Linked DNA regions of Homo sapiens: region 2 is linked to region 1. A link is an interaction called in ENCODE POLR2A ChIA-PET data of the cell type or tissue named here. Cell type or tissue: PC-9. All regions are shown on one strand.

The links. ChIA-PET counts read pairs that join two places held together with the same protein. Peaks named below come from ENCODE experiments on the same cell type or tissue, not always from the same donor. Only the 100,000 strongest peaks of a DNase experiment are listed, where the experiment ranks them.
Region 2: POLR2A ChIA-PET joins it to region 1 with 27 read pairs; 2 of 35 experiments call an interaction of 5 or more read pairs at or near these places.

The regions. Positions count from the first base shown.
Region 1 is chr9:33,232,793-33,235,292 of GRCh38, forward strand. No RefSeq gene overlaps it. Among named protein-coding and RNA genes, the nearest start is that of SPINK4, 6.1 kb to the right of the region's middle. RefSeq lists an enhancer at 611-1,810. In PC-9, no CTCF peak of the experiment used is centred here; a DNase peak (open chromatin) is centred at 1,379; H3K27ac peaks cover 776 bases.
Region 2 is chr9:32,429,722-32,432,221 of GRCh38, forward strand. It overlaps ACO1 (aconitase 1), which reads left to right. Exons shown (of 21, transcript NM_002197.3): 14 at 697-853; 15 at 1,998-2,122. Among named protein-coding and RNA genes, the nearest start is that of ACO1, 46 kb to the left of the region's middle. In PC-9, a CTCF peak has its summit at 2,437 (motif pointing left); a DNase peak (open chromatin) is centred at 1,160; H3K27ac peaks cover 1,779 bases.

The sequences.
Region 1 (2,500 bases):
GAGGGTCTGAGAGGAGAGCCCAAGGGGAGGTAATAGAGGGGCACGCCAATCAGGAAGAACAGCATAAGAAAAGGCTTGGAGGCGTAAAAGCCTGCAGGTGGTTCTATCGGATGGGGTGAAGGCTCAAGTGGCCAGAGGTGAAGTTAGAGAGGCCAACAGAGGACCAGTCGTGGCGGAACTTTTATGTCATACAAACCAAGGAGCTTGGTTTTCATGCTTGAGTCATTGTGATTGAGTAACTTTAGTTGAATTGACTATCTGTAATTGAATAATATTAGGCAGAGGGATGATGTGGTCATTTTTGCATTCAGAAAGATGGCTCTGGAAGCAGAATGGATTGGAGGAGGTGAGACTGGAGGCAGGGAAACAGCATGAGTAATGAAGGTGAGAGATCGCAGAGGCTGAACTAGGGGAAATATAGAGGAGGTGATGGATATGAGAGGTGGTGAGGAGGTGAAATCAGTAAGACCTGGTTCCTGGAATGTAGAGGTGAAGGAGAAGCTCAGGATGGTCCCCAGATTAGCCTAAGGCAGTGGGGTGATGGTGGTGCTGTCCACCCAGGTGGGGGAACTGGGAGGTAGGGCAGCTCTGGGTGGACAGAAGATGGAAAGTTGACTTTTGGACATATTGAGAAGGGGGTCCATAGGATAATGGGGTGGAAGGAATATCTCTATTTCTATCACAGCTCTCACCACAGCATTTTATAGATTCCTGCTCAAGAGTCCATTCCACCTCTCCACCACTGGTGAACTGCAAGCTCCTTGAGTCCAAGTCTCACTCATCTCTGGAGTCCCAGGGACTGGCATAGTGATTGGTGCCCCACAACAGGTGCTCAATAAGTGTCCATTGAATGGTAGAGTGGATGCCCCCATGGAGGGATGACTTCAGCTCATTTCATCACTGAGCATTCCTTGGAGTCAAATCCCAAAAAAGTAGATGAAACCTCTCCTTAAAGTAGTGTCCTCCCATTGCCTGCCCCCTACAGCTCTGGACCAAGTGGAATGGGCAGGTGGGCTCTAGACCTGGGACATAGAGTTGGGTGGCTGAGGGGCCCAGGACAGGCTGTGGAGCTGGCTCAGTCCAGACCAGGTCTCCCTGGAGGGGATGCCCACACCTGGGTAGCTCACACAGGTTTCCAGGCAGGTGGGGGCACTTTGGGCTGGAGGAAGGGTGGAGCAGGATGTGAGCTGGAGGCCAGGGAAGGTGGTCCCAGGGCAAACTGGCCATGCTGGCCATGCCATCTGGCAGACCCAAGCTCTGCTGGAGCTCAGCTCCCCCACCTTAAGCTAAACAAGGCCTCTGTCCCCACCACCCATCAGCAGAACCCATGACTCAGACCTGATGGATCCAGCATTGCCGTCATCAAGGAGTGGCTGTTTACCTCAAGGAGCTGGGCACCAGGCCAATCTAAGCAGATGGCATGAAGGCTGCTGGGTGAGGCTGGGGAGTGTTGGCCCAGCCAAGGCACAGGACCCAGGTTTTCACTCTGACCTGGGGCAGAAGATGCAGGAATTGCCCAGCTTTCCTGCCTGAGCCCTGTTTTAGGTCATCTGTGTCCTGATTGTATTGATTCCAGGACCTGTGCAGGTGCCCAGGGCATTTAGGTCTTGGCCTCTCCTCTGCCTCCAGGAATCCCCACTTAAACCCTTTCCTTGGTATCACAGCAGCTACACACATCTCATCTCACATTCTCCTCTCCAGGGCCCTCACAGGTGCCCTGGGAGTCAGGCTGCTGGTGGTACAAATTGGTGAACCCAACATGGGAGATGGAAGAACATGTGCAGGCCCAAAGAGGGGAAGGGATGCACCTAAGCTCACCTAAGAAACTGGTAGCTGGGCTGGGAGCTGAGTGTACAACGAGGCCCTCACCTCCCGCCACTGACTTCCTTGTTCTTTCCATTCTGGCTCTACTGGACTCCTTGGTGTTGTAGCTGCCAACCCTGTTCCCAAGTCAAGGCTTTTGCACTTGCAGTTCCTCTGCTTGGCAGGCTCTTCCCCTGCCACCTCTGCAGGACTCGTTTCTTCTCTGCTCATGTGCTACTATTCAAAGAGAAGCCTCTCCTTTGTCACTCTCCTCTTGGCCACTTGATTTCTCTTCCACATCACATGTCATGTGTTTATTGTTGTCTTTCTTTGTTGTCTATCACCCCACTAGAACGTAAGCTCCTTAAGACAGGGACTTTCTCCATCTTATTTATAGCTGACCCCCTGGTGACTCAGAACAGTGCACAGAATATGGTAGATACTTCATAAGTATTTGTTGAATGAACACACAAACCCAGATTGCCTCACTCCTGGTCCGGAGCTCTCTCCTGTACCTCTCTATGTCTCAGAGAAGCCAGAGGAGGAAAGAGTGCAGGAGGGGTTGGCTTAGGCTGGAGGGTGGCAGCCTTACTCCTTTGCCAGAGACACAACAGGCACTGTGACCCAGGCCACACCTCCTGGGGCCTGTGTGTATCTGGGGGCTCTCTTGGGCACTCACGGCATCCCAGGGGCATGG
Region 2 (2,500 bases), 800 kb before region 1:
AGTATCTATTTTATAGAGTTGTGAGAATTAAGATGATGATAAACATAAGTCACTTAGTGCAGTGTCTGGCACTCAAGTGCTCAGTACTGGCTGGTTTTCACTACAAAGGGCTCTACAGTTGTTTGTTATAGGTATTGGGTTAGTGCAAAAGTAACTGTGATTTTTGCCATTTCAGTGATGAAGACCACAATTACTTTTGCACCAACCCAAATAATTTGAAAATTGGTTCAAAGTGAGACAAGTCTCCACACAAACGAATCTAAACTAAATTGCTTTGGCTTGATTTTTATCCCCAAAATGCTGAACCTTGAAAGATATTATTTGGTTTGCTTTGCATTAATTATAGAATCTACGTATTCTATAATTGTGCATTGTGACTTCCTTTAACGATCAACTGTTAGGTCTTTCCCACCTGTTCTTGGGCCCCAGGCAGCAATAACTAGTATGTTGCCTTCTAACTACCTGATATTTTCTCGTGAGCAGAAATCACTAAACATGTCTCTGCTTCCTTTGACCCAGAGTATCTCCCATGGGGACACCCCAGTGTACCCTTCTCCCCTCTAGTGGGAGAGAACCAAGTGAAAGGGCAGCTTAAAGGACTGTATCCTTGCGATGTGGAAACTCTTGCCAATGGTCTGAGACAAGAAGCCTAGTCAGTATCTTTTAGTGACCTGATTTTTCTCTTGCCTTACTCAGGGAGACCTTGTAGCTGTTGGAGTACTATCTGGAAACAGGAATTTTGAAGGTCGAGTTCACCCCAACACCCGGGCCAACTATTTAGCCTCTCCCCCCTTAGTAATAGCATATGCAATTGCTGGAACCATCAGAATCGACTTTGAGAAAGAGCCATTGGGTAAGATTTTGTTTGTGCAGCCATAATTTTTTTCCAGTGAATTCAGAAATATTACTAGAAGAAACTGCTTTCCTTAATAAGAAATGAAGCATAGAGCCTCCAGGGATAAGACAAAGAAGAGAATAATTTCTTTATTCCCCAATATACAGCTAAGACTTAACTGCAGTAGTTAAAACAAGAATCTACTGAGGGTAAAGGATAACGAAAGGAAAACAGGTGCCAAAAGGAATAGACATCTTGCTATTCTGGTTTCTTCTGTAGTTCCTCCCTTTCTAGCTCTCACTTTAATGATAGGCATTGTTTCAATATATACTCTGTAGAAACATACTGCAGATATTTCAACTTCTCAGAATTCCAAAGAAATGATACATCATTTCCTTTCCCCAGATCAGCTTGCTTGCTCTGCCTGCCTCAATCTATTCTAAGCCGAATAGATAATATGAAAACAATGCCTCTGAAATTTACTTTTAGGAAATCATAACTTTAGACGTACAGTTGATCCTCGTTATTTGTGAGTTCTATGTTTGCAGATTTGCGTAGTCACTAAAATGTATTTTAACCCCCAAATCAGTATTTGTAGTATGTTCACGGTCATTCACAGATCAGCACAAAGGGGTGAAAACTTTATATCATTCAACACACACGTTCTATGCTGAGATCTGATAAGGCGTCACTCTGACTTCTTGTTTCAGCTCTCCTGCGATATATAAGGATCCTTTTCTTGGTCTACGTAGTGCCATGCTTTTTGCATTTTTGTGCTTTTTGTGGTGATTTTGCTGTTCAAAATGGTCCTTGAGCATAGTCCTGAAGTGCTTCTGGTGTTCTTGAGCACAAGCCGACTGTGATGCGTACTGTGTTTAGATAGGCTTCGCTGGAAGTTCAATGTCAGTGAGTCAACAATTGCTATTAAATAAGGTGAATAATAAACCTCACATGAAGCAAGGTTATGTATTGATGGGTGACCAGAGGCTTGCAGGAACCTAACCCTGTATTTCCTCCAGTGGCAGTGATTCCGTATCCAGTCATTCAGTGTTCACACGGGCTTTATAGAACATAACTACCGAGGAGAACGAGGCTTGACTCTGTATAATCATGAAAATTGCATATTAGAAAGTTTTCTCATTAATAAACATTTTTTCCCCAGGAGTAAATGCAAAGGGACAGCAGGTATTTCTGAAAGATATCTGGCCGACTAGAGACGAGATCCAGGCAGTGGAGCGTCAGTATGTCATCCCGGGGATGTTTAAGGAAGTCTATCAGAAAATAGAGGTGAGGTCCCACACTGCCCTCCCCGCCCCAGAGGATCTAAGGGAAAGCTGCTCCCTTTGTGTCCTGTCTGCAGACCTCAAGGCTAACGGAAGTATAAACTATATAAAGTAACATTTATTTCTTCAGATGACTGGGGAGGTGGTTCTCCGTCATTTTTCTCCTGTGACTCGCATTTTTACAAACCCCACCTCCCCCAGATGTTCCCAGATTTGGACAAGTTGGTGACAGCCTAGAGAAGAAAGGCCTCCTCAGGTTCAGCTCTCCAAAACCCCACGCCTTTCTCGGACACCCAGGGGTGTGTGTCAGCTGTGGCGAGGACCCCTGGTGGTCACTATATTGTGTCACTAAGTGGAGTCCATTGGTCGAATGCACCTCTCA